Linked DNA regions of Homo sapiens: region 1 is linked to region 2. Evidence: chromatin loops called from intact Hi-C (ENCODE). Cell type or tissue: HepG2. All regions are shown on one strand. Each heading gives the region's core, and the rest is flanking DNA. Links, peaks and the distances in the headings are about the cores only.

What was found. Peaks named below come from ENCODE experiments on the same cell type or tissue, not always from the same donor. Only the 100,000 strongest peaks of a DNase experiment are listed, where the experiment ranks them.
Region 1: a loop joins it to region 2, with 14 times the contacts of the local background. A loop is called at or near these places in 2 of 110 quality-filtered maps.

The regions. Positions count from the first base shown.
Region 1 is chr4:57,435,318-57,450,765 of GRCh38, forward strand. The region is part of intron 4 of LINC02380 (long intergenic non-protein coding RNA 2380); the gene reads left to right. Among named protein-coding and RNA genes, the nearest start is that of LINC02380, 17 kb to the left of the region's middle. In HepG2, for the core only: a CTCF peak has its summit at 7,623; no DNase peak of the experiment used is centred there.
Region 2 is chr4:59,153,065-59,168,512 of GRCh38, forward strand. No RefSeq gene overlaps it. Among named protein-coding and RNA genes, the nearest start is that of LINC02619, 170 kb to the left of the region's middle. RefSeq lists an enhancer at 6,132-6,633. In HepG2, for the core only: a CTCF peak has its summit at 8,414 (motif pointing left); no DNase peak of the experiment used is centred there.

The sequences.
Region 1 (15,448 bases), core at 2,834-10,833, 1.7 Mb before region 2:
CAGAGAAGAATTGAGCTCAGATGAAGCCAGGCGATGTGGGAAACCTCAGACTGGGAGTGGTTATGGTTGAATTTGTGATAGATAGAAGAGGAAAGGTCAGATGTGCATTTGACTAAATGCCTTTTGACAAAGCATCCGTATAACTCTGATGCTTCTCTTAGGAAAATTGACAGCTTGTCACTAGGCATTGCAATTCCATTGTGGCATGATGCATTCATATTCAGGAGACACGACAGAGGTGTTTACCTACCATCAGCCTGAACCAATGGCAAATAAAACAAGGCAGGCATAGTTTTATTTAAAAGGAAGAGCTGCTTTTAATTAGATAATTGAAAGAATAATATTTTTCATCAGAGAATTTTCACAGGATCACAAGATGGCTTATATATTGATAGGATAAAGAATCATTTAGTAAAGGCACTGTCGGCTGGGGAGGGGGCTAAAGATGGGGGCTGGTTTGGCACTTCAGTTGAGCTTTCTTTTCCAAAAAAGAGTGAGAAGAGGTAGGACAGAAGACAGAAAGAAGTGAGGTGGTCAGCGTGTATTTTTCTTTTTCTGTTGTTTTTGCCTGAGGGTAGGGAGTAGGAAGACACGTAAGATATCCAGTGAGGATAATGGGTTTTTGTTTTGAGATTCTGGGAGGGGCCAACACTAACCATCATGGGATAGGCCCACATAGTTAAGAAGGGAGAGCAGTTGGTTGGAGAAGAGAATCTAGTTGGCACACTGAGGGTCTCTGGTTTCCTCTTAATGGGGATGCCTAGTCAAAAACCAACAGGTCTGATGTGGCAGCTGCGGGACACCTAAGCCCCCTTCCCCCTCCACGCACCCCCACACTCACTGCCATCATCGTGAGAGAAGCAGGGTAATAGGAAGGCTGTTCGAAAGAGCAATTTTATTCAAGAGAGACTGGGTATTCCCTAAAGCGGCTGTTTAAATTATTGGATCAAGCTAAATTTAAACCAGGTTAGACATTTAGTTAATTTATTTTTCTCTAACCAGCAGGTGGAAGTTCAGAGAAAGACAAGATTATAGACAAAATAAAGGCACTACATTTTCTCTGGTAAAAATGTCTCAACATTTTCATATCCTGTTGGTTTTCCAGGAAACATAGAAATACGCTGTAAGAAATAATCCCAAAATTGACGTGATGGATTAAAGATGAAAAAACATGCCTTGGAATACCTAATGGGAACATTAGTCTATCTCTACACCCAGATCAACATGACTGAATATAGCTTTCTTAAAAAAGCAGTTGAATTCAGCAAGGCAATTATTCTATTGCTCAATAAGACTTAATATTTGGATTGATTGAATTTCCTTTGCTTTTTATTTTGGAGTCTATGTTCATAGCCTCAATATAAGAGTGAAAATTTTCACACAGAAACAATACATAATCCAATAAAGAGCCAGATACAAGACATTCTTTTATTTGGAAATATTCAAGGGAGTGTTTAAGCAAGGGATGTCTTCTGATAGAGATAAGTACAGTCTAATTGGACAAATGTTGACAGTGCCCCATTAAGTGTGGGCACATGATAGGCACTGAGATCCACAGGGCATGAGGGGTGGAGGGGAGCACCCTGAGGAAACAGAAGTCATGGAGAATAATTCTGATTGAGGAAGTCAGGAGGGCTTCACAGAGGAGGAGACCTTTGAGCTGGGCCTTGAAGAAAGACTATGATTTACAGAGGGGGAGATTTTTCACAGGAAGGGCATTTGAGCTGAAGAAATATGGACAAAGGAATATAAATGAATCAGTGCCCACTGGGCTTACAGTCAGCCCAATAGTCTGATGTACCTGGAGTGCAGGATGGGTATAAGGTGGGGTAGGGGAGGTGTGGCCGGGAAATAATGTTAGAAAGAATGATTGGAGCTGAGGAATAGAGGGACTCAAATGGCTTGTGATTTAAAAACAACTGTTTGGCCAGGCATGGTGTCTCACGCCTATAATACCAGCACCTTGGGAGGCCGAAGAGGGTGGATCAGGAGGTCAGGGGTTTGAGACCAGGCTGACCAACATGATGAAACCTTGTCTCTACTAAAAATACAAAAATTAGCCGGGTGTTATGGCATGTACCTGTAATCCCAGCTACTCAGGAGGCTGAGGCAAGAGAATCACTTGAACCCGGGAGGCAAAGGTTGCACTGAGCTGAGATCGTGCCATTGCACTCCAGCCTGGATGACAGAGCAAGACTCCATCTCAGAAAACAAAATGAAATAAAACAAAACAAAAAACTCTTTGTCCGGGGGGATTTAGAAAGAAGGCCAGCACAACCCACTTTATCTGACACTGCCTAGACTTGGGAGATGCTGGTATCTCTGTGACTGGGGCCAAATGTAGAGATTCAGAGCCTGTGATTCTTGTTCTGGGGCCTGCAGTGTAGAACAAGTAGCCCCAGGTTTGTGTTGCTTGTGTGACTGTTTTGATGCGCTCCCTTGCCTTGGACTGACTGGATCTCCTATGCGTTATCAAATTTGCCCGGGAGACGCATGTGAGTTGCCACTCAGGGACCATGGACAGCCGCCATTGGCTGGAGGATCAAAGGAAACAGAGGAAGACTCAGTAAAAAGACATGCGGTCAACAACAAGCCCTCCAATGCCCATATTGGATAGAGAATAGAGGTGGCAAAACCTCAAAATAACCATAAACCCTGTTTTATGTATGAGGTTCACAGAAAGCAACAAACTCTTGCGGGTGTATTGCAAAATCTCTCTGAGGACGGGTGTATTTAATTTGTTATTTGAGTGTAGCACCTGTGTTGGTTCATTCTTACACAAATTCCTGAGGTAATTAGTTTCACAGAATATTGCCAGGTTGGCACATCTCCCCTGCTCTCATCACTTTTGGGAATATTGGAACTAGAAGACAGGTATTCTTATCGCAGAGTTATATTAATAAATTTAATTAGCATAAAACAACATTAATTCCGTGGCTGGCACCTGAGGCTGGAGAGTGCTCCGTTCCTTCACACCACCAAATTGCTGATCTTGTGAGTGTCTGCCAGCTAGCAGTTTTTTAAAAGCCAGAGTTATTGAGGTATAATTTACATCTAATAAAATTCCCTTGTTTAGGAGTATAGTTCCAAGAATGTTGACAAATATAGAGTTGTGTGATCACCACAGTAAGGACAGAGACTATTTCCATTATCCAAAAAGCCCCTCATGTTCTTTTACAGTCAATCCCCTCCACTCCCGTCAGCTCCTGGAAGCAACTGATTCCTGTCAGCATAGTTTTGCCTTTTTCTTAATGCCGTATGAATGAAAGCATGCCATATGTAGCCTTTTGATTGTGGTTTCTTCCACTAGGCATAATCTGCTTTTTGGATTCATTCATGTTGTGGAATGGATCGTTTTGTTTCTTTTTATTGCTAAGTAGTTTCCCATTGTACAACATAATGTGATTGAATTTGTTTATTCACTTACCATTTGATAAACATTTGGGTTGTTTCCAGTATCTGGTGATTAGGATTAAAGTTGCTCTAAAAATTCACCTACAGGCTTTCATGTGTATATATGTGTCAAATTCTTTTGACGACCTAGAAGTCGGTCATATGGAAAAGGGTATGCATAATTTAATAAGAATTTTCCAATTCTTTTTGAAAGAGGCTTCACCATTTTGCACTTGTACTAGCAATGTATAAGAGTTCCACTTGTTCCTCATTTTCTCCATCGCTTTATATTTTTAATTTTTTTTTTTTTTGGGATGGAGTCTCGCTCCGTCGCCCAGGCTGGAGTGCTGTGGCTCCATCTCAGCTCACTGCAAACTCCGTCTACTGGGTTGACGGCATTCTCCTGCCTCAGCCTCCCGAGTAGTTGGGACTACAGGTGCCCGCCACCATGCCTGGCTATGTTTTTTGTATTTTTAGTAAAGGCGGGGTTTCACTGCGTTAGCCAGATGATCTCGATCTCCTGACCTCGTGATCCACCCGCCTCTGCCTCCCAAAGTGCTGGGATTATAGGCATGAGCCACTGTGCCTTGCCTCAACATTTTTTATGTTATCCATGCTAACAGGTGTGTAGTGGCATCTCATTGTGGATTTAATTGGTATTTCCCTAATGAGAAATGATGTTGGGCATATTTTCATGTGCTTATTTGCCATTCACATTTTTTTTTTTTGTGGTTGAGGCATCTGTGGCATTGGTGAAAAAATAGGCATATAGATTAATGGAACAGAAGAGAGTCCAGAAATAGTCTACTCACATATGGGCAATTGATTTCCTACAAGGTACCATAGTAATTCAATAAAGAAAGGATGGTTTTCTCAACAAGTGTTGTGGAGAGCATCGGACATTGGTATAAAAGAATGAACCCAGACTTATACCTAACACCATATACAAAAAAATTATCCCAAAATGTTTTATAGACCAAAAGTTAAAACCTAAAACTGTACAAATTGGAGAAGAAAACCCAAGAGAACATGTTTGTAATGGTGGGTTAAAGAAAGCATTTGTAGATAGGACATAAGCAGCATGGACCATAAACAAGAAAGATTGGTGAATTAGACTTCCACAAACTTAGGAACTCTCACCCTTTGAAAGACACTATTAAGAAAATGAAAAGACAAACCACAGGCTGGGACAATATATTTGTGAAATACATATCTTACTAGGACTTACATGTGGAATACATAAAGCACTCTGAAAAGTCAATAAGAAGCGGGGCACGGTGGCTTATGACTGTAATCCCAGCACTTTGGGAGGCCGAGGCTAGTGGATCATGAGGTCAAGAGATGGAGACGAACCCGGACAACATGGTGAAACCCTGTCTCTACTAAAAATGCAAAAAATTAGCCAGGCATGGTGGCAGGCGCCTGTAGTCCCAACTACTCGGGAGGCTGAAGCTGAAGAATCACTTGAACCCGGGAGGCGGAGGTTGCAATGAGCTGAGATTGCACCACTGCACTCCAGCCTGGGGACAGAGCGAGACTCCATCTAAAAAAAAAAAAAAAAAAAAGAAAAGAAAAAGACAACCCAGTAAAAAATGGCCAATAGATTTGAACAGGCCCTTCACCAACTAACTTTTGAGGTTGAATGTGTGACTTTTTTTTCAGGCTGCCTGAGCACTGGTGCTGATGATCTTGAGCCGGATGTGTTCATTGTGACCTACCCTCTGGTCTTGCAGACCCTGTGCATTGTCCACCTCTGTGTGCTGGCCTCCCCTCCTGTGTGTCCCCAGCAAAGCACCTCTGTGCCTCCAAACACCAACTTTCCTGGACCACGTAACACCCCATCTTCACACAAACCACCCTCTTTCTCTCTCCTTCCTCCTTCTACCTTTTTTATTTTTTCCTAACAGGAAGAGCATCAGTTTCAGCTCTAACAGCTTTGTCGTACTACATAAGAAAATCTTTTTTATACTGTGAAATTTTTAGTACAGCCAGGGAAACGTGGGGTCTAGCTTCAGTTTGGAGGGTGTTGAGTGTCATGTACTCTGTAAGAGAGTAAAACTCTTCTAAAGTGCTCCCTTAAACTCTAACACCCAATGTTTCCGATTACTATACTTTCAGGCTTTATTTTTCTGTCGTGTCTCCAAGAGAAGAGTAAAGAGAAGAACTGGCAATGACTTGTGAGGGGCTTCACGCTGCCACTCTGAGTGGCACAATGCCCAGCTTGTGGTTCACAGTGTGCTCCATCTTGGTGAACATGCCTCCAGAGCTGGATGGGACCGTTCCTGTGGTCCTCCTGCAGCCGGCTGGTGCAGGGAAGCAAGAGAGGTCTGAGGCCGAGCTGGGCCCCAGGGGCAAGCTGCCGTCGAACATTTCCTGCTGCCATCCACCTTTCTAAGGGCAGGAGAATGTTGGTTTTACAGAGCTGGCAGATCTGACTCATAAAAATCACTTAACCCGGTATTTTAATTGCCCAGAATCCAGGTTGCTGCCTCAATTTTTTTTTTTTTGAGATGGGGTTTTGCTCTTGTTGCCCAGGCTGGAGTGCAATGGGCGATCTTGTCCCACTACAACCTCTGCCTCCCGGGTTCAAGCAATTCTTCTGCCTCCTGAGTAGCTGGGATTACGGGTGCCCACCACCACACCCGGCTAAAATTCGTATTTTTAGTCGAGACAGGGTTTTGCCATGTTGGCCAGGCTGGTCTAGAACTCCTGACCTCAGGTGATCAACCTGCTTCGGCTCCCAAAGTGCTGGGATTACAGGCATAAGCCACCATGCCCAGCCACTGCCTCAATTTTTTCGTAAAGGAGAAGTAGTCTGGAGCTGTGATTCTCCTTCCTGGCAACTCCTCAGAGCAAAAGCCAAGAAAAGAGCCTTAGGGTTGACTGAACCATATTATGGGCTGGCAGATTAAAATAAGAAAACTTGGCTTTTTAAAAATACGTATTTCACGCACGTTAGAGATGTGTGAGGGAGAGGAGGGCATTGTGTGGGGCCCAGGTAAGGAAATAGACTTCAAAATGACAACTCCTAAATCAGCCTTCAGTAGCTCATGAGCTTATTCACCGATAGTGGCTTATTGCACTTATGGATTTTCCTCCTCACCAATTAGAAATGTCCCAAAGATTCAGCTGGCTTGTCACTGACTGCAGCTCATTGTAGGGGCTCTTTGTTCTATGTTTAATTGCTGATTGCTTTTAGTACTGAATTTCAGATGGAGTAGGTGTGTGTGTCTGTGTGTGTGTACAAAGCTTTCATGTGAGAGCTTTATTTCTAGGGAATTTTGTGATTAAGCCTTGAACTATAAGATTTTAAACCCTTTTAGTAGAGGATCTTTCTTAAAAAATAAAAACTTGTCTTCTGCTAACAATCACGTTTCTGTTATCTGTTAAGTAAGAAAATGCAAAAAGATTCCATGACTTCAGTATGTCGAATTAAAGAAGAATCATACCAGCAATTAGAAGTGTGAGGCAGGACTGTAGACCCTTTTGCCCTAACTCCAAGGACCCTCAATTGGGGTGAGCCCACAGGTTGTAGAAAACGGATGGGCTGGCGTGACGTTCTTATTTTATTTTATTCTTTTCTTTGCTCCATTTATTTCTTTTGGAGCACTTATACTGCTGGCTGAGAGTACAAAATGAAGGTCATGGATCATAACATGTCTTGGCTGGAAGGAATCTCAGGCATCCTTCAGCCAGGCACCTGATTTTACGGATGAAGAAACTGAGTCCAACAGCAGGCGAGTACCTTGCCCAATTTCAGGCAGCAAATCTTGTGATGGAGCCAGGAGTGTTCCTGTTCCTACGCCTCTCAACTGCCACTTTCATATTTTTTCTTCTTTAGCTGTGTGGAGAATGGCTGCTTGTCTCCCTCATCCAAAAACGCATTGGATTCAGCTAACAGTTTGTATCAGTCTAATGCACCTATTCACAGATTCTTGTAGTATTAGAAATCTTGTTTCTCAAGTTCAGTTTATTTAAAGTCATATTTCAAAGACTTTGCTTATGTGAGCAGGCAGCTTAAACAAGACTCTCTCCTGGTTTGTTGCTTCTTTCCTAATGCACTGGTGCCTGGGAGAATATTGCTCAAGGACAAGACCTTAGGCAGCGTCCACCTGAAAGCAGATGTGGCTTTTCATTCCTGATCTTTCATCCAAGGTCTGTCTCCAGAGTGCAACTTGCTGCCTTCTGAAGCAGCAGTTGTCATCCCCAGAGCACCCTGACGAGGGCAGCCTTTACTTTCTTGTGTTTTACTGTTGCTGGAAAAAGCTCTGGTCTTTACCTGGAATGGAATGGGCTTGTTTGTCACCTAAGTGCAAATGTCATTTTAGCACTTCGCTGGTCACAACACCCTTTCTGGCCTTTATAGAAAATGACATATTCCTGTGTTCTTTGTCTCTAACACATGCTTCAGAAAGGCACGGTCTGTTATTATGCTTTAAAAGGTTGGAGAGAAAATGCAGAGACCTGTAGGCCAAATACCAGGGAGCACAGAGAACACAAATCAGGCGATTGTGTCACCTGGGCCTCCTGGAAAGTAGAGAAAAGAAAGGGTTGGCTCTGTGTCCTGTTGCTGTTAACAAGCTTTCCACTGTCATTTCTCTTTCTGGGGTCAGAAGGATATTAAAACAAGATTGGGCACTCCCGCAGCCACTGGCTTCCTTGCTTCCATCTCTCTCACTTCCCTTTCCCCCCTGCCCCCAGCCTCTCTTCCCCCTGCCCTCTTGTCAGCCTGGGTTGTGTGGCCCTAGCACTTAGGTCTCTTTATCAGCCCCTTGAGCTGTTCTTGGCATGGGTGCAGCAGCAGAGAGGTACTGTTGAAAGAGCGCCGAAATTGCTGGCAATAGCAGGTGCCAGGGAGGCATCGATCCGGCAGCATGTGACAACTTAGGAACGGAAGGTTAGAGCAATTTTGTGGCCTGTTACAGCGTTGCCTTCTCACAAGGCAAAACCTATGACAAGTGGCTCCATCCTACTTGGGTCTCTGAGACACTGAAACTTGCTTTTAATTACAATAATTACTGCTCCCCGCCAGGCCTGGCCCACGGTGGCCAGAAATACAGGGACATTCTTCACTAGCTGGTTTTCCCTCTTGGCATTTCCCCTTATTCTCATCCTACAGGACTTCCATCCAACATCACACTTGGATAATACTGTTACTAAATAAACACCGACACAGCACATCCCAAGCCAAGCATGCCCTACATGCTGTACTCATGTTACCTTATTCAATTCTCACCTCTCAACACTCCTTTGAGGGAGGTAATATTATAAGCCTTGTATTTTAAGATCAAGAAACTGAGACTCAGAGAGGTTAAACAATTTGCTCCAGGTCATGTAACTAGTGATTAGCAGAGCTGGGCTGAGCTTGGAACGCAGGAAGTCTGGCTCTCCTCCCTGTCTCTAAGCACCATGTTCTGTTATCCCCACAGTCAGCAGTGAGCTCCCTTTCTATAAGCAGAGAGGAAAGTTTACCTTAAGAAAGTATAAGAATGTTGTGCTGCATTAGTTTCTCCAAGATGTTCTGTCTTGAGAGGGAAAATGGATTAAATACAACAGATGGCAGTAACCATTGGCGTTATTAACCTCCCCTTCCAGCAGGACCACCCTGATTTGCTAGCTGTGTGCCATTGACTTGTGTGCCATCTGTCACCATGCACATTGTGCTGTTGGTTCCTCATCAAAAACAAAACTGCCCATCCTCATCTTCCTGTGGGGACTGCTGAAATGCTTCCAAGAACAAGGGACTTATCTTTAAATCAATTTATTAAACAAATACTGATAGTGTGTCTACTACATGCCAGCACTAGGCTTGGTTCTGGGGATATGGATATTCATAAGACATGGTTTTGCCATCTGGCATCACATGGTTTGGAGCAGGAGACAGATAAGTAAGGAGTAAGGTGACCAGGAGTTTGTCTCTTTGCACCCCAAGGCTGGGTTCAAGGAGATGGATGCAAAGTTCTTGCAAGTTGGATGTGACCCAGAATCTTAGTAAATAGAACTGTAAGTTCTGGACTGAAGAAATTGCCATCTATGCCAAGGAAGCTGGCCTGAGATATACTACACTATACCTCATTATAAACTTCCAACAGCAAAGAGAGGAAGTTGTGACCCATATATGAACTGGCTGGACGAAGCTTTAATTTCAAAAGCATTTTTCACTGCTCGTTTATCAATACCACCAGCAAACATCTCCAGGGAACAAGACTGCTATGCTCAAGTTTCATCAGGTTAACCTTGTAAATACATATCGGTCCCTTGGTTTGGAATCCTGACATTTCGAGGAATGTTCCTCTTGTTTTCCCATCATAGCTCACATATGCCACCAAGAAAGAAGAGAAGAAAGAAGATGACATCATTGGATGTGAACATGGAGGTGAAAGGGATGATGATGGAAGAGAAGCAGAAGCCATGAGAGCTAAAATGCCAGAAAAGAGGAGCAGAACAGGCAGGGCTGGCTGGGGCTGTGACGGGAAACACTCCAGGGCGCCACATCCACCCTTGCTGCTGCCTAAATGCATATTGTTCTACCGTTTACACTGAAGCCTATCAGGAATGAACTATTATTATGTCCACTTCATAGATAAGCAAAGTGAAGCACAGAGTGGATGACTTTTCTTAGGGAACATAATACCCAAGTGGTGGAACTAGGATTCAAACCCGGCTGTCTGTTTACAGATCCTGGGCTAATAACCATCCAGCACACTGCCTCTGCAAGTAAAGATGAACTTTGCAAGCTGCATATTATGACAGTGACAGCAGTGAGACAAGCACAGGTAAATATGAGGATGCTTGGCTGAAAGTCAACTGAAACCATGAAATGGTTATGCTCAGTAGGGCTGGCTTCGTTTTTCTATCTGGGCAGTGGCTATGATTTAGCCTGCTGTTGGAAGGTTCAGTTTCAAATTCAACTGAGTGCCACAGATGGCCAACTGTTTGGGTGGCAGGCAGGAGGCTTGGATCCTGGTGAATGGGACTTGGCTGTGACCAGGTCCACTGGCCATGAGCATGTCAGTTGAGGATAACTCCCCCTTTTCAGGACAGAAGAGTCCACTGACAAAAAGTCCTCATGCACAAATCCTGCCAGGGCTCTCTGTTCAGGCAGGAAATGGAATTCAGTTCAGAGTTACACAGTGCTGGACTGAAGAGGGAGGGCTCTAGGGAAACCACAGGCTGATCAACACAGGAGATGGAGGGGATATTTTCTTTCTAAGTGATTCAGTGAAGCTTGTCCTGACTTTTACTGCATTCCCTACTCCCCAGAGTATCTTTCCTCTGTGGTATAATAAGGTGCTGCAGTCATTTAGATGTCTTCCTCCTCCAATTGCTTGTGATTCTAAAGTAGCAGACTGTACTTTATTCACCTTAACATTTCTGGAGCCTGAGGTGGTGTCTGTCTAATCGTAGGGATTCGAAAGTACCAATTACATGAGTGGACAATTAAGGGATACATTTCTCTGTTAGTCCAAGAAGTGACATGTAAAACAAAACATCACTGTGTATTATGAAGATAAACTTTGTATTTTTTAGTAAACGTTCTGCCTGGGTTCTTAGAAAGGAGAGAAGTAGGTGTGAGAAAAAGTGTAGACTATTATACATGCAGCATGCATCCTACACGTGCGTGCACACACATACACACACACACAATTGTATTCATCATGTTTATTCCTATGCTGTTTTGGAATCTGGAAGCGAGAATGTCACATCAGGTGATTGTGCTTTTGAGTGTTCTCCAATTCAAGAAGCCTGCCATGCTTACAGTTTGCATAATACCTTGTTCATTAAGACCCATAAATTAGCACTGTTTTAATTGATTCCCTAGAGTCAGTAAATAAAGTGACACAAAATGACATCAAAGGGGGAGAAATGACACTAAGTAAGTGTTTGTCTTCTTCCCCTTAATGCCTGCTTTCTCCCTCTCTGTATTGTGTGAGGTCTGACAACCCTTGCCCTCATGCACTCCTTGGCCTGGCCTTCCTTCATTCAAGAAAGGACCAATACCCTGAACAGTTTCTAGGGCTCAGAGGGAGCCTCACCTCCTGTGTTTTGTCTCATGGGTTGCCAGGGCAGGCTGGGCATGCAAAAGAAGTAGGTATAATCAGATCTCAAACTAGGGGTGGCAATTTTGCTAATTATGGAAACACCTCTAGTTGTGACGTCAAAGTCTCTATCCCTTATTAAAGCAATTTTAGCCATTACGTGCAGGTGTTATTAGAGTTACTCTAGCTCACTGGTCTCTGGCCATAAACCAGGATGCTTTGGGAATGGCAAGAAAGCTCATGTTTACTGAGGGCTGACTGGGCACAATCCTGCTTTAGGGGCTTACACATGCAATCTTGCTCTATAATCCTGATATATTGATATTGATTTCTCTATTTCTCCAGATGAAAGCACAGAGATTCGGAGAAGTTAGTTATCTTACTCTGGATCACAGAGCTTGCAAGTAAATGGAGTTATCTTTAAACCCCGTATTTGTAGCTGCAATGTGTGTGTTCTTTCTAAAAAATTATGTTGTCATAATAACTTTTGTGATTTGACCACAGGAGAACCAAAAGGGCTAGAGCTGCTCCTTAAATCGTTCCCCCTGTCTGCCTACTGATGCATGACTTTCACAAAAAAATTGATGATGTGCATGAATAATTCAGCATTTATGTAAATCTGTGTGTTACCTCTCAGCAATATTGCATTCAAAGGGAACCCTAATTGTGGAATAAAAATATTTGCCCCATATTTTAATGTTTTGTTTGCTGTTCTATCCCCAATGCCTAGAACTGTGCCTGTCACATGGTAGAGGCTCAGTACATCTTGATTGAATAAAGTAAAGCATTGTAAGTCATTATGGATATTACGGAAAAAAATTTTGGTAATAGAGGAATGTAGAATTTAGGTGTCTTGTTTCCTGGAACCCTTGAAATCACATGCCTTAGGCAGTGGCTCACTCTACTCATAGATAAAACTGGATTTGTGTCTTTAAGCAATGCTGACAGAAACTTCAACAGGAAGCCCAAGACATAGACAGGAATATGCAAAAACTGAAGTAATTAAAGACAAAAGAAAGAGTAACAGGAGGGAAACGTGTAAGAGAGAAAATGGGAAAAGGATGCAGGACTGTGAAGAGCAAGAGTATGCCACAGTGTTTCCAGAGTCTGTCCATACTTTGCAAAGTTAATTATACTCTGCAAAATATCAGTCTTCTTTTGGGGCAGTAGAGGACCCTGAAGGGCTAATGGGATGAGGTAAGGAGGCTGTAGGGCTTCCAGGATACTATAGTTTTCAGGGAGTTGCTGGGTATGACCGGCAGAGGCCAAGAAGGCTCAGCCTCACGGGTGCCTTCCTCACCAGTTTCCTGGGGCAGCAATGGAGAGGGCTGTACCACTGCTGGAATGGATAAGAGATCTGTGAGAGAAGGGGATACTACTGATGATTTTGGAAGGTAATAGAGATTGATGGGAATTTGCAGTTAAATTATTGTAGCTCTTAAAGATATCAAGGTGACTTGGACAGAGTGTAGGCAAAAAGATTTCATTGTTTAGATCCAGTGAACTGTGAGTTCAATGAGGGCTGATTCTGATGGTAAATTTTTTTTTCTAAGTTTTAAAAAAATGTAGTTTTTTTTTTTTACATTGACAGATAAAATTGTATGTATTTACTATGTACAACATGATGTTTTGAAGTATACATACATTGTAGAAAGACTAACTCTAGGTAATTAACATATGCATTATCTCACACAGTAATTTTTGTCGAAAGAATACTTTACAGCCACTCTTAGCATTTTTCAAGAATACAATATATTGTTAACTACAGTCACCATGTTGTACAGTAGATCTCTTGAACATATTCTTCCTGTTTAACTGAAAGTTGGATCCTTTGACAAAACATATTTTCAATTCCTCCTTCAACTCATAACCACCACAGCTTGTAACCACCCGTCTACTCTCTCTTTATATGAGATCAACTTTTTTAGCTCCCACACGCGAATGAGAACATGTGGTACTTGTCTTCCTGTGTCTAGCTTATTTCACTTTACATAATGTCCTCCAGATTCATCCATGTTGTTGCAAATAACAAGATTTTCTTCTTTTTAAAGGCTGAATAGATTTCCATTGGGTATATATACACCACATTTTCTTTATCAGTTCATTTATTGATGAACATTTAGACTGATTCCGTATCTTAGCTTTTGTGAATAATCACAATCAATTGGCTATAAATGCATGAATTTATTTCTGGGCTCTTGGTTCCATTGATCAATGCATCTGTTTTTATGCCAGTACTATGCTTTATGGTTAATACAGTTTATGGCGTATTTTGAAGTCAGATTGTGTGATGCCTCCAGCTTTGTTCTTTTTCTCAAGATTGCTTTGGCTATTTTGGATCTTTTGTTATCCCACAGGAATTTTAGGATTGTTTTTTCTACTTATGTGATGAACATCATTGGTATTTCTATAAGGATTGCATTGAATCTGCAGATCACTTTGGGTAGTACGAGCTTTTTTTTAATTTAAAAACTTCTTTATTAATTTTTGTATATGCATAGTAGGTGTATATATTTATAGGATATATGAGATAGTTTGATACAGGCATACAATGTATAATAAGCACATCAGGGTAAATGGGTTACCCATCACCTCAAGCATTTATCTTTTCTTTGTGTTTCAAACAATCCGATTATACTCTTTTAATTACTTTAAAATGTGCAGTAAATTATTGTTGACTGTAGTTGCCCTGTTGTGCTATCAAATACTAGATCTTATTTAGTCTAACTACATTTTTGTATTCATTAATCATCCTCACTCTCTGCCCCACTGCTTGGGTAGAATGAACATTAACAATATTAATATTATTTTTTTCAATCCATGAACACAGGACACCTTTCCATTTATTTGTGTCTTCCTCAATTTTTTCATTAATGTTTTGTAATTTTCAGTGTACAGATCTTTCACCTTCTTGGATAAGTTTATTTCTAATATTTTTAACTATTATAAATGAGATCTTCTCTTGATTTCTTTTTCAGATAGCTTGCTATTAATGTACAGAAATGCCACTGATTTTTGTATGTTAATTTTGTATCCTGAAACTTTACTGAATTTATTTATTAGTTCTAAAGTCTTTAAGGTTTTCTTTACATAAGAATATGCCATCTACAAACAGAGACAATTTAATTTCTGTGTTTTCAATTTGGATGGCTTTTATTTTTTTCCCTCGCCTAATTGCATTGGCTAGGACCTCTAGTACTATACTTTGGATACTAGTGACAAGAATGGGCATCTTTGTCTTGTACCAGATCTTAGAGAAAAAGCTTCCAACTCTTCTCCATTGAGTATGATATTAGCTGTGGGTTTGTCATATGTGACCTTTATTCTGTTGAGGTACATTACTTCTATACCTAATTTGCTGAGAGATTTTTAATCATGAAAGAAAGTTGAATTTTGTCATTTTTTTTTTTTTTTAAGATGGAGTCTTGCTCTGTTGCCAGGTTGGAGTGCAGTGGCATGATCTCAGCTCACTGCAACCTCTACCTGTCGGGTTCAAGTGATTCTGCCTCAGTCTCTTGGGTAGCTGGGATTACAAGTGCCCACCACCATGCCCAGCTAATTTTCTGTATTTTTAGTAGAGATGCAGTTTCACCGTGTTGGCCAGGTTGGCCTTGAATTCCTGACCTCAGGTGATCCACCCGCCTCGGCCTCCCAAAGTGCTGGGATTACAGGTGTGAGCCACTGTGCCTGGCCAGAATTTTGTCAAATGCTTTTTCTGCAGGTATTGAGATATTCATTTGGTATTATCCTTCATTCTGTTAATATAATGTATCACATCTATTGATTTACATGTGTTGAACCATCCTTGCATCCCTGGGATAAATCTCAATTGATGATGGTAAATGATATTTTTAATATTATGTGAAATTTGGTTTACTAGAACTTTATTGAGGATTATTGCAGCTATGTTCATCAGGGATATTGGTCTGTAGTCTTTTTTTGTAGTGTCTTTGACTTTAGTATCAGCGTTGTGCTGTTCTTGTAAAATAAATATGGACATACTTTTTCCTCTTCAG
Region 2 (15,448 bases), core at 3,679-11,678:
ATCAGGGGAGGTTATTTTTACAATATTTTCCAGACTTTTCCGCTGTCTTCTGTATCAGGTCCCCAGGTGTCTATTTTGGCAATGGTCCATGGGAGATTCTAATTATCAGTAAGGTTAGGAAAACATTAGTCTTGAAAAATACTTTATTGTGCTGCCAACTGATTCCTAAGGATATGTTAATTTGTATAATTATGTTATTCTAATTTTTTATAAGTTGGTTTTTAATGAATCAGTTTTATTCTTCATTAACTTAGATTTTAAAAATTTCCCTAACATATTTAAATGTGTTTACTTATGGCCTTAAGAATTTAGAATCTATATTTTATGTTTCACCATGTATAGGGGACTGTTTTAAAGACACCTTACCTCATGATTTCTGTATGGAAGACACTTTTACTAATTATTTTTATTGGAATCAATTTCTAAGAAAATTTAAAGTTGTACACTGCCTAGATGCATTTGGACTAACATGGACTCCTTTCTATAAGCTCCTAGTTTATCATCTTGGTTTTCTTAAACATAAACAAACCTTCTATAAATGTTCACTTGGTTTATTTTTTCAGGGTCCTCCAGAGAGACAGAAAAAATAGGAGATACACACAAACACACACACACACACACACACACACACACACATACATATATAATGTGTATGTAGATAGATGTAAGAGAAGGGATTTATTAGAGGAATTGGCTTATGCAGTTATGGGGACTGAGAAGTCTCACAAAAGTCTTTGCAAGCTGTAGAACCAGAGAGGCTGGCAGCGTGGCTCCATCTAAGTCTGAAGGCCTCAGAACCAGGGAAGCCTAAGGTCTAATTCTCAGTCTGAGCTGAAGGCCTGAGAACTCGAAGAGGGATGGGGTCTTGCGCAAACCTCCCAGGGTCCAAAAGCTGGAGAGCCTGGAGTTCCAATGTCCAAAGGAAGGAGAAAAAGCGTCCCAGTTCTAGGACAGAGGGAGAAGGAAATTGTTTTCTTTTGTCTTTTTGTTCTATTTGGGCCCCCAGACAATTGGATGTTGCTCATCCACATTGAGGATAGATCTTCCCCATTCCGTCCATTGATTTATATTCCAGTCTCCTCTTGAAACACCCTCACAGACACATTCAGACATAATGCTTTACAAGTTATTTAGTTATTCCTGAATCCAGTCAAGTTGACATGTTAAATTAACCATTCCAATCAGTGAACAAATGCATACATTTATTAACTTCCCCCAGTTAGTCATTGAAAATGTATTGAGTCCTAAGTGATGTGCCTAGCACTGTGCAATAGTTTTTATTGTGTAGGCTACAAGAAGAATACAAACTTACTTATAATTGCTTTTACAATGCTACCAGTTGGAAATTGTACTTTGTTTGGTTGGTTGCTTTATTTTTCTCTCTTTCTTTCTTTCTCTCTTTTCTTTCTTTCTTCTTTCTTTCTTTCTTTCTACTTTATTCTTTTTGATTTATCTCTTTTAACTTATAAATGGCCATGTATATTTATAACCCTGATTTCAGCCTTCATCGAGTTATCAATCCCTAGTAGAGAATTAAAATTAACGATAAAGAAGTACTCCTATTTATTTCAGGGATTTTTGCATGCATCCCTGAATATGTTTGGTGAATAAAGTGGCATGATATACCAAATTTATTTGAGGAGTCAGAAGGCTTGTGAGAAAAGACCAAGAAAACAAACACATACAAATAGATAAATGAAAACTTTCAACCTGTTTCTATCATTAAAATTCAGATATATCTCAAAATAGAGAAAACTCTTGGGGTGACTGGACACATGCCTATTTTTCAAGGGGAATAACAGGTTTATGAGAAGCAACTCATTCTGAGAAAAGAGAGATAATGATCCTGACCTAATAACAAAGGCTTAGTCATTGATGAAGAGTAGAGAGTTTGAATACAGGGAAGTGACTGCTATTGAAATCCATTTTTAACCCAACCTCTTGGCCTTACCTTTGGCACAAAGTGAGAGGGCTGAAAGCAACCCAAAAATGTTTATTTATTTTTGTAAAAGACGATGTAGTAAGTAATTGAGCATACCTAACAATATTTAGCATATTCTTATGCTGGTTAATAAGCATATTGTTATCTGGTTAATTATTCATTAAATTTATATGAATAGACAAGAATGACTAATATCAGGTAGTATTAACTATTTTTTTCTGGAATTTATTATAATTAAGTGTGATGGAAATAGTCTATCTAGATTAATTCATCCATATAGTTAACAGATATTTTCAGAGTTCTGCAATGTGTCAAGCTCTGAGACAGGTTTTACAGTCTCGATAATTTTTTAAAAAATGAAGAGTTAAATCATTACAAAACTTCCATTAAATACAGAAAACACACAGATATTCAAGAGAGACTTACAGGGTCTTTTCCACTTATACAAAAAAAATGAAGTAACTTCTAAGTCAGATCCTGAGGAAGAATTAATATCTGGCCATGGAAAACAATAGGGACCACTGATAAAATACTTCTGGCAAGAAAATAAAAGAAAAAAGAAAGAGAAAACACTATATATTAAGCACCTTAAGGAGAGAAATACCATGAGCAAAACAAAAATTTAAACATGTTATTTGTAATAGCAAAGTGATTAGTGTCACACACACATGCACACAGACAGAAAGCGTTACATGTTTTTGAATGTACAAGCTAAACACCGATGCAACTATATACTGAGAAAAGTTGATATATCTGAATTGTGTAAGAGATATTCAGGAGTTTAGCTTTCTATGCTACAATTAATGACAGCTCTTTAACCTCAATGTCATAGAAGAGATTTCTTTGATGTATAACACTAGCAAAAGATTCGATAGATAGATAGATAGATAGATAGATAGATAGATAGATAGATAGATAGATAAAGTAGATAGATACATAGGCCCACTGCATTTTTTCATTTTCTTCCCATTAAGTATTTTCTACTTTTGTATGCCTAGTGAGTACTGATGGTGTAGCTAGAAACAAGAGCTCACAACTTTCCTATAGTAAACATCTCTTGAAGTACCAGCACAAAGAGCAAGATCCATTTCTCAGAGAACTAAGCTGCTGCATGTGTCTATGTGTGTGACTTTTGACTCTGCCCCTAATCACAGTATAATGACCAGAAGTGGATCCCTGACACACACAGTGCCAATGAGATTATTTCTCCCTGGAATTTGGATTCAGAGACATCTGACAGTTTGCTATCTTTCGATCTCTCAAAATGAAACTTGCATTCTATGAATCTTTATGCACTAAAAATCTCCCACATTTTAAAGAAGAATTTACTCTTATTTAGCAAACAGTTAAATTGTGCTCATGGTGTGTCACTTCATATTCTAAGTAAGCATGTGGAGAATAGAAATAAGAGATAAGAAAACATCCCAGCCCAGAGGAAAAAAAAAGGAAATGGCATGGATAGCTGTTTGACTTCTTCAAATTTTCAATTTCAGTGCCTAGTTTCTCCTAAGGCCTGAATGTGCCAAATAAATATTCTGCCTTTGTTTTCAGTAAGATAACTTTTATGTTTGTAATAAAGCTCTTTAAAATGCATGAAATGTATTTATTTATTTATTTAAACTTTTTTTGGTATTACAACAATGTCTAAAACTGACCCTAAAATAACTCTGGACAGGTGGAAAAGCACTGTTCTTTACATATTATCTGTCATTTTTGAGAAATTTTAAAAATTATACAATTACTATATTAATAATTTAGTTGTTTTGGCAAATTATCAAAGAAGAATTTGCTCCTAATTCAATATTTACTTAGGAAGCTGACTTTCCTTTTTTAAAATCACCTTAAAGTGATATGAACTAGTACTTGGGGATAATAAAATATGATTCTAAATTACAATTCCCAAAACCTTATTTATGCCTCAACATCCTTAAGAGTGCTACTTCTCTATTTATAAAAAGTGGTACGTAAATACTACTTTACATTCTGCATCATCATCATATAATTATAAAATGTTTAATATAAAATAAATTTATAATCTGGAAATAGCTATTATTTGGAAAAGTTAGAGTAAAAAGTGATGATGAAGTATTTAATTGTGGAGGTTTCTGAATTTAGTTTTTATGTGACAATTTTCTTAGTCCTTACATACTGAAAGCTTTTCACATATTGTCTGAAATCTTCACTTTTTTTTTTTTACATTTTACAGAATAGAAAATAAAGCCAAGAGATTCTCAGTAAATTACTCAAGTCCACATAAAATTTAACTTGACTTCAGATTTCATAGTATAAATTTCTTCATTGTGCTATCCTGGCTTGTGAGGAATTATGGCTATTTCTTAGTGAAAATAATAGTTAATACGAAAAAAACCTTACATAGGTATAACTACTTATGGTTTATATAAATATCTTTACAACATTCTCTTGTTTAAAATAACTTCAATAACATTCTTGTTTACTAAATGTAAAAAGAAGGTTTTTTTTTTTTAATTTACTCATATGGAACAAATAATTTCTAAGGAGCAGTGGAATTCAAAGCACATTTATTAGACACTAACCACAGACCAAAATTCTGAAAACTCAGTAAGCAAACTAACATTAGGCAAGTTAAGTCTTCTGAAAAGCACGGGTCATGCAGAAAGAAGCATAAAACCTGAATAAACCACTCCAAAAAGTTTGGTTTGCTATTAAGAAGGGAGGTGAAAGAAAGGTCTTATACATATTTTGTTTGTTGTTTTTATTGATGGGAAATATTTTGGAGTAAAGAAAAATGCTCAATGTAAGATAGTATTGCACAGATAGTATAGCTTTATTAAGTTTTAGTGACCATACATTAAGAAAACAATAACAAAAACAGGGATTCCGATTTGTAATTACTTTAGCTGCAAATACACATTTAACAATTAAGAATCACAGACCAAAAAAAGTTGCATTTCATCCTTCTACACAGAGTTATCTTAGGCATTCTCTTTGGCAGTCTATGCCCACTCTGATACATTATACAGGCACAGATTCTCTGTTACAAGCCACAAAGGAACTTGGCAGTCCTGAATATCATGATCAACAGCCATGAATTCACTCATGCTCCGCTCTGTATAGACAGATCCATTAATCCCATATACCCTCGGATGGATTTATCTGTACTCAATTTGGTTAAAAGCCACCAGCACCTCCTTTTAAAACACTCTTCCAGAATTTTTCTTCTTTATTGCAGTCTTTCCTATTTTTGATCACTGCATATGTTTTCAACATTTCATTTTTCCGCTCCATTGTATTCCATTTATATTTCATTATGTTTCTTATTGGTCCAACATATCACCATGTCATGTCAACTATTTCCTATAATAGTTTCATTCTGACCTTTATTGACGTGTCAGTTTTATGCTTTGTACTTTAATCAATATCTATTCAGAAATGATTTACTTTTGTTCAATGAATGGCTTTGGTGTATAGAAATTTTGTCATTCTTTATTACAACAAACTCTGATTGCATGTACCTATTTTTCTGGATGTCAGCTTTCTATCACTGTTCAAGATGTATCTTATTTTACATCTCTTCAGACAATAATTTTAAATATAATAATATGCCTGCCTTCCTACAGAATACTATTTCAACAGCTAACATATTTTAAAAGCTTTTACCCTGGATTTACAAAGTTTAAATAAATTTCTGAAATAGCTCTAGAGTAGAAAAGGCATCTTAGAAAATAGTCTTAAGGAGAGATTTTCAGTTGAACTTATTTCTTTATGAAAAATATATTTTGTCAAATATTGCTACCATTTATAGTAATTGAATAAAATTTTATTAGTAATGAATTAAAACATTGGCTACTAACCAATTATATAGAGAGAAATTTTACTCCTTGTCTTTAATAACTTAAAGTGTTTAGATAGAATCCAACATTTTCTAATGCTATAACTAATCATAAATTTTTATGAAGTTCAGTAGAAAAGTGTCATGCAAAAACATTAAACTGTATTATTCCCTTCTTTTGATTTCCCTCTTATTACTATCCCTTTAAATGTTAAACTGTATCTACCTATTAGTTATTCATAAATTATACGATATAAGTGTATATACTACGTCATTCTTTGAGGATTTATGATACTGACATTGATTATCCTCCCAAGGCTGAGAAAAATCTTGTATCTTTTCAGGTAATGTTTAACCTCAATCCCTGACAAAGTTGATACTCACACAAGAGCTCTGGGAATAAAAGGGAACATGGTAATTTAGAATTCGAGAGACCTGCCTGTGATGGTCAGAGCATTCTCTTACTAGTTATGTGACATGAGACATATTATGTAACCTTGATGATCATCTGTTTTTTACCTACAAACTAGTTTCATTGATAAACAAAGATCCTCCCTCACTGATATTTGTAAAATTAAAAGAGATAATGTTTGCCATACACTTAAATTTGCATACGATGAGCATGCATGAAATCATTGTTGTTTTTATTGTTCTTGCAAAGAAATGGAAAGAGATCAATGGGGGGTGATGCTGAGTGGGGAACAGTAAAATTCCAAAGCCCTGCATCACCACCTTGAAAATCACAGAAAGAATAGGAAATAATCCAAATGCTGCTGCAGTAACCAGTAAATGGTAAGAGGAAAAGAAATGAATTATAGCTGATCATCCCTCTTCTCAGGTGTATAGAGAGACTTTAATAATAGAGACATGAGGTGACACTGGAGAATATTTTTGATATTCCCACTAGCTAAAAACAAATTATGTAATTTTAAATTTAAGTATCTACAGACATATCTTGGAGATATGGTTTGGTTCCAGACCACAATGTTAAAGCAAATATTGCAATGTAGCAAGTCTATTAAAAACACCTTATGGATTAAAAATGCTAATGATAATCTAAGCCTTCAGCAAGTATTAATCTTTTCACTGGTGGAGGGTTTTGTCTCAATATTGCTGGCTGCTAACTGATCAGGGTGGTGGTTGCTGAAGGTTGTCGTGGCTGTGCCAATTTCTTAAAATATAAGACAACAATGAAGTTTTCTGATCCACTGATTCTTCCTTTTATGAAATATATATTTGTAGCATTAAATGCAGTTTCACAGCACTAGACTTACAGTAGAACTTCTTTCGAAGTTGGAGTCAATCATCTCAAACCCTCCTGCTGATTTGTCATCTAAGTTTAGGTAATATTCTAAGTCCTTTCTTGTCATTTCAACAATTTTACACCATCTTCACCGGGAGTAGATTTCATCTCAAGAAACCACTTTATTGGCTCATCTATAAGAAGCAATTCTTTGAGATAGGGGACAATATAGCCAAATAGATGCAGCCAGAAAGCAGCATTCTCATGGAAAAGAGACTAAAATTGAGCAAAGCAACATTTTAAAAACACGTCTTTGGAGAAAGAAAACCAAGAATCATTACAAAGACAATGTAGACACTGAGGCTGAAGAAGAGGGAGGAAGCTGAGAACCCTGCACGGGGTTGCCAAATGTCAGGGTTAGTATCCATTCCCGAACTCCTCCTAGGGAACTTGTGTGCGATGGAATGGTGGGTCAGCTCTCTCTCTCCATAAACCTCTGGGATCCTAATTTCAAGAGATTCCACATCCCCTATGGACACTTGAGCTGACAGAGGAGTCTGCCTAAAGAGTAAGCAGAGACAGAATTTCAGCCCGTGCTAAGCCAAAGGATTTTTGTGCACAGGGCAGTCGCAGCGAACAGGGCCATAGGCACCCATCCCCCCAGGCTCCCCATTTTCCTCTGAGTTGCTCTTACCTCAAAATACTGAGAGCCCAAAAGACAGCACGGCTGATTTTCCTACAAGAGAGCATGGATGATTTTCCTGCAGAATTGGAGCACATTTGTTTTTCAAGCCCTCCTGCCTGCTAGCCTCTCCCAAAGCCCCTGCCTGGCCACTCCTGCAGGAGCATGTGTACAGCAGTTTCCACTGCCCAGCCTTGGTGCATCACTGGCATCCCCAACTCACCAATTTCTGATGGCCTGATATTATTTCTGACACTTAAGTGCAGTCAGTGCCCAACCCCAAGGGATAGGAGACTGGAGCTGCTGGCCAGTCCCAGTTTCCCAGGGCTGCACGCAAGGAGTGCCTTGCAGACACTGGTGTCCAGCACTCAAGCAGGGGAGAAGCCCCCACTCTCAGAACACTCAGAGGGGTCAGAAATGTAGGCTCATGGGCTGGCACAGAAGCAGGGTGTGCCTTACTTTACAGAACCTGTCTGGGAAGGGTATCGCCTATCTGCTAGCTATAGCTTCTGCTCAAGAGAGCCTCAGAGCGTGGAACACCTAACAGAGGAATGCGGGCATGGCACAAGTGATTTGAGAGGGCTCCCAAAAGACCCAGGAGCGAAGTTAGTGATGGAGTCATCTCTCCCCCGACCCACCACTGTGAACATGCTGAAATAGAAAAGAGCCATGCAGCTGAGCCAGGGACTATCTGATGGCAATTACTCTTAAGTGCCATCTACTGGTTTGAATCCCAAATTACAACACCAAAAATATTGTGAAATATTCAAAATGTATGACACTCAGGGCAAAAATTCACCTGCAAATAAAAATCCTGTACAGAGTTTTGGCCCTCTGAAAACATCCAGAAATGAAGCCAATCGACTATACTCAACGCACACAACAATTAAAAGAATACTAACCCTCTCAGATGAGAAAGAATCAGTGTAAGGACTGTCAATTCAAACAATCAGAGTGTCCCCTTAACTCCAAATGAGCGCAGTAGCTCCCAAGCAATAGTTCTTAGCCACGTTGGAAATGACTGAAATAACAGACATATAATTCAGAATCTGGATGGCATGGAAGCTTATCAAGATTCTAGAGAAAGTTGAAATCCAATCCGAGGAATTCAAGGAAACTAATAAAATGATCCAAGAGCTCAGAGACAAAATAGCCATTTTAAGAAAGAACCAAACTAATCTTTTGGAAATAAAAAATATCACTACACTTATTTTATAATACAATTGTAAGTATTACAAGCAGAATAGATCTAACTGAGGAAAGACTCTCATAACTTGAAGACCAGTTTTTCAAATAAACTCAGTTAGACAAAATGTAGGAAAAAAAAAACCTTAAAAAGTTAATAAAACCTCTGGGAAATATGGAATTATGTAGAGACCAAATCTATGATTCATTAGTATTCCTGAGAGAGAAGAGATGGTAAGCAACTTGGAAAATAAATATGAGGATATAGTCCATGAAAACTTCACCAATCTCATTGGAGAGGTTTACATGGAAATTTTAAAAATACAGAGAGACCAAGGAAGATACTATACAAGATCACCATCCCCAAGGCACATAGTAATCAGATTCAGCAAGGTCAATTTGAAAAAAGAAAAGAAAGAAAAGAAAAGAAAAGAAAGAAAGAAAGAAAGAAAGAAAGAAAGAAAGAAAGAAAGAAAGAAAGAAGAAAGAAAGAAAGGAGGGAAGGAAGGAAAAGAAAGAAAAGAAAAAAGAAAGGAAAGGAAACAAAGAAAGGAAAGAAAGCAAAGAAAGGAAAGAAAGGAAGAAAGAAAGAAGGAAAGAAAGAAAAAGAGAAAGAAAGAAAGAAAAGAAAAGAAAAGAAAGGAAAAAAGGAAAGGAAACAAAGAAAGAAAAGAAAGGAAAGAAGGCAAGAAAGAAAGGAAGAAAGAAAGAAAGAAAGGAAGTTATTTGGAAGGGTCAGGGAAACCCATCTGGCTAGCAGCAGACCTCTCAGCAGAAGTCTTATGAGCCAGAAGAGATTGGGGGCCTATTTTCGGCATCCTTAAAGAAAAGAAATTTCAACCAATAATTGTATATCCTGTTAAACTAAGCTTCATTAGTGAAGGAGAAATAAAATTATTCTCAGACAAGCAAATGTTAAGGAAATTCATTACCACTAGACTGGTCTTATAAGAGGTTCAAGTCTACAAAACAACTAACTAACAACAAGATGATAATATCAAAATTTCACACAGCAATACTAACTCTGAATTTAAGTTATCTAAACCCCCCAAGTAAAAGGCATAGAGGGCTGGATAAAAACACAAGACCCACTTGCCTGCTCCCTTTAAGAGACCTGTCTCATATGTAAGAATACCAACAAGCTCCAAGTAAAGGGATAAAGATCTACCATGCAAACAGAGCAAAAAATAAGAGCAGGAGTTGCAATTCTAATACCAGATAAAACAGACCTTAAATCAACAAAGAAGGGCATTACATAATGAGAAAGGGTTCACTTCAACAAGAAGTGTCATAAATATATACACCCGCAATATTGGGGCACCCAGATTCATAAAACAAGTTGTTCCTGACCTATGACAAGATATATAAAGCTACATAATAATAGTGGGAGACTTCAACAACATATTGACAGCATTAGACAGATCATCAAGGTAAATACTAACAAAGAAATTCTGGGCTTAAACTCAAACTTTGACCAATGGGACATATTAGACATTTATAGAGTACTCCATCCAACAATGACAGAGTATATATTCTTCTAATTTGCACATGGAAGATAGTCTAAGATTGACCACATGCTCAGTCATAAAGCAAATCTCAATAAAATTCAAAAAAACTGAAATCATACAAAGCACACTGTCAGAACACAGTGCAATAAATATAGATATCAATACTAAGATATCTCACTACTACACAAATACATGGAAGGTAAACACCTTACTCCTAAACTCTGGTGAACAGCAAAATTATAGCAGAAATTTCAAAAATTTTTAAAATTAAGAAAAATAGAGACAAAACTTGTACAGTTTTTAGGATATTCTAAAGCAGTGCCAAGTGGAAAGTTTATAGCCCTAAATGACTTCATAAAAAAATTAGAAATAGCTCAAATTAACAATCTAACCTTGTACTTAGAGGAACTAGAAAAAAAAAGAAAAGGAAAAAGAAAAAAAAGACCAAACCAACCCTGGAGGAAACAGAAGAAAATAAATAACTAAAATAAGAGGATTGAATGAAATTGATATGTAAAATTCCATATAAAAATCAATGAAACCAAGAGCTCGTTATTGAAAAGAATAAACAAGAGCAATAGACCACTACATAGATTAGCAAAGAAAACACAAAGAGAAAATCCAACTGAGCACAATCAGAAATGATAAAGATGACATTACAACCAATTCCACAGAAATTCAAAAGGTCCTTAGAAGCTATTATGAACACACTTACACACACAAATTAGAAAACCTGGAAGAAATTGATAAATTCCTGGAAACATGCAATCACTCAAGATTGAAACAAAAAGAAAGTGAAAACATTAACAGACCAAAAACAAGTTTTTAAATTGAATCAGTAACAAAAACACTTACCAAACAAAAAAAGACCTGGGTCAGATGAATTCACAATTGTATTCTACCTGATATACAATGAAAAATTCCTACCAATCCTACTGAAACTATTCCAAGAAATTGAAGAGTAGAGGCTTCTCCCTAACTCATTCTATGAAGCCAGCATCAGCCTGATACCAAAATTTGGCATAGACACAGTGAAAAAACAAACTTATGGTCAATATTCCCGATGAACATAGATGCAAAAATCCTCACAAAAAACTAAGAAAACTAAATATAGTAACACATCAAAAAGTTAATTCATCATGATCAAGTAGACTTTTTTCCTGGGGTGCAAGGTTAGTACAGCATACACAAATCAATAACATGATTTGTTACATAAATAGAATTAAAAACAAAACCCATATGATCATCTTGATAGATGCAGAAAAAGCTTTTTATAAAATCAAACTTCCATTCATGATTTTAAAAACCCTCAAGAAACTAGGCATCAAAGGAAAACATATCAAAATTATAAGAGTCATCTATGACAAATTCATAGCCAACATCAAACTGAATGGGCAAAGGCTGGAACCACTCCCCTTGAGAACTGGAACTTGGCAGGGATGCCCATTCTCACCACTTAACATAGTACTGGAAGTCCTAGCCAAAGCAATCAGGGAAGAGAATAAAGTAAAAGGTATCAAATTAGAAAAAGAAGAAATCAAATATCTCTCTTTGCTTATGATATAATTCTTTACATAGTAAACTCTAAAGACTATACCAAAAAACATCTAGAAGTGATAAATAACTTCAATGAAGTTTCAAGATACAGAATCACTGTAGAAAAATTAGTACTATTTATATATACAACAACAATGTTCTAACTGAGAGCCAAAACAAGAAGTAAATCCCACTTACCATAGCCAAAAAAACAGTGAAGTACCTAGGAATATATCTGAAGATCTTTGCAAGGAGAACTAAAAAACACTGCTGAAAGAAATCAGAGATTACACAAATAAATTGAAAAACATTCCAAGCTCATAGATTGGAAGATTCAGCATCATTAAAATGGTCATACTGCTCAAAACAACTTGCAGATTCACCACTCATTCTCTCAAACTGCCAATGTAATTTGTCATAGAATTAGGAAAAAAAAAAACTATTCTAACATTTATATGGAACAAACAAACAAAAAAAAACCTGAATACCCAAAGCATTCCTGAGGAAAAAGAACAAAGCCAGAGGCATCACATTCCCCATCTTCAAACTATACTATAAGGCTACAGTAGTCATAACAGCATGAAACTGGTTCAAAAACAGACAAATAGACCAATGGAATATATAACCCAGAAATAAAGTCCACACACACAACCATCTCATCTTCAAAAAAGTCTACAGAAATAAGCAATGGGGAAAGGATTTTCTGTTCAATAAATGGTGCTGGGACAGCTAGCTAGCCATATGCAGAAGAATAAAATTGGCCCCCTACCTTTCACCATATACAACAATCAACTCAAGATGGGCCAGGCGTGGTGGCTCACGCCTGCAATCTCAGCATTTTGGAGGCTGAGGAGGGTGGATCACCTAAGGTCAGGAGTTTGAGACCAGCCTGGTCGACGTGGTGAAACCCCATCTCCACTAAAAATACAAAAATTAGCCAGGTGTGGTGGCACGTGCCTGTAGTCCCAGCTACTTGGGAAGCTGAGGCAGGAAAATCGCTTGCAGTCAGGAGGCGGAGGTTGTAGTGAGCTGACATCACGCCACTGCACTCCAGCCTGGGTGACAGAGAGACACTCTGTTTCAAAAAACAAAACAAAACAAAACAAACAAACAAACAAAAAAAACAGATGGATTTAAAGACTTAATTATAGGACGTCAAACTATAAAAATCCTAGAAGAAAACCAAGGAAATAGCTTTCCTGAGATTGGCCTTGGCAAATAATTTTCTCCAAGTCCCCAAAAGCAATTCCAGTAAAATAAAGGGAACTACCTACACTAAAAAGCTTCAGCACAGCAAAAAAATTATCAGCAGTGTAAACAGACAGCCTACAAAATGGGAGAAAATACTCTCAAACTACATATCTGACAGCAGTCTAATATGCAGAGTTTATAAGGAACTTAAACAAATCAATAAGTAAAACATATAACCCCATTAAACATAAGCAAAGGACATGAACAGACACCTCTCAAAAGAAGATATACAAGTGGTCAACAACAAGCATAAATGCTCAACATCAGTAATCATTAGAGGAATGCAAATAAAAAAACCACAGTAAAAGAGGATTACACGCCAGTCAGAATAGTTATTAATAATTCAAAAAATAACAGCTGCTGAGCAACTGCAGAAAAATGGAAATGCTTTTGTATTGTTGGTGGAAATTTAAATTAGTTCAGCCGTGATAGAAAGATTTCTCAAAGAACTAAAAACAGAACTACCATTAGACCCAGTAATCCTACTACTGGGTGTATAAACAAAAGGAAACTTAATTGTTTTACAAAAACCACACATGCATGCATATGTTCATCATAGGACTATTTACAATAAAAAAATCGAATCAATCTAGGTGCCCATCACCAATGAATTGAATGAAGAAAATGTGGTACATATACACCATGGAATACTATGCAGCCATAAAAAGAACAAATTATGTCCTTTGCAGCAACATGGTTAGAGCTGAAGGTCATTATCCTAAGTAAATTCATACAGGAATAGAACACCAAACACAATATTTTCATCTGTGAGATGAAACATTGTGGGAGCTAAACTTTGAGTACACATGGACATAAAAATGGGAACAATAAACACTGGGGACTAATAGAGTAGGGAGGGAGGGAGATGAACACGGGCCAAAAAACTACTTGTTGGTTATTATGCTTACTACCTGGATGAGGGAATCCTAAACCTCAGCATCACACCATCCACCCATGTAGCAAATCTGCACTTGTACCCCCTGAATATAAATGTTGAAATTATTTTAAAACATCAAATCTTTATTCATTCAAGTTTTATCATAAAATTATAGCAATTGTTCAGGGGCAGTGGTTCATGCCATAATTCCAGAACTTCGGGAGGCTGAGGTGGGCAGATCACTTGAGGTCAGGAGTTGGGGACCAGCCTGGACAGCATGGTGAAACTCCATCTCTACTAAAAATACAAAAATTAGCCAGGTGTGGTGGCCCATGCCTGTGATCCCAGCTACTTGGGAGGCTAAGGCACGAGAATTGCTTGAACTTGAGAGGCAGAGGTTTCAGTGAGTCAAGATGCTGCCACCGCACTCCAGCCTGGGTGACAGAGTGACACTCGGTCTCAAAACAAAACAAAACAAAAAATAGATTATAGCAATTGACTCGTATCTTCAGCCTCCTTCTAATTTGAGTTATCTTGCCATTTCCACCACCTGTGCAGTTATTTCCTCCACTGAAGTTTTGAACCCCTTCAAGTCATCCGTGAGGTTTGGGATCAACTTCTTCAAAACTCCTGTTGATTTTGTTATTTTAACTTTTGTCCAGATCCACCAGAGGAATCACTATCTATGGCAGATATAGCTTTACAAAATGCATTTCTTTAATGAGAATTGAAAGTCAAAATTACTTTAAGATTCATAGGCTGCGGAATGGATGCTGTGTTAATAGGAATAAGAATAGCATTAATCTCCTTATATATCTTCGTCGGAGCTCTTGGGTGGCTAGGTGCCTTGTCAATGAACAGTAATATTTTGAAATAATTCTTTTTTTTCAGCTTTCTACATATGGCTAGCTAGTTTTCCCAGCACCATTTATTAAACAGAGAATCCTTTCCCCATTTCTTGTTTTTGTCAGGTTTGTCAAAGATCAGATGGTTGTAGATGTGTGGTATTATTTCTGAGGGCTCTGTTCTGTTCCATTGGTCTACATCTCTGTTTTGGTACCAGTACCATGCTGTTTTGGTTACTGTAGCCTTGTAGTATAGTTTGAAGTCAGGTAGCGTGGTGATGCCTCCAGCTTTGTTCTTTTGGTTTAGGATTGACTTGGCAATGCGGGCTCTTCTTTGGTTCCATATGAACTTTAAAGTAGTTTTTTTCCAATTCTGTGAAGAAAGTCATTGGTAGCTTGATGGGGATGGCATTGAATCTATAAATTACGTTGGGTAGTATGGCCATTTTCGCAATATTGATTCTTCCTATCCATGAGCATTGAATGATCTTCCATTTGTTTGTGTCCTCTTTTATTTCCTTGAGCAGTGGGTTGTAGTTCTCCTCAAAGAGGCCCTTCACATCCCTTG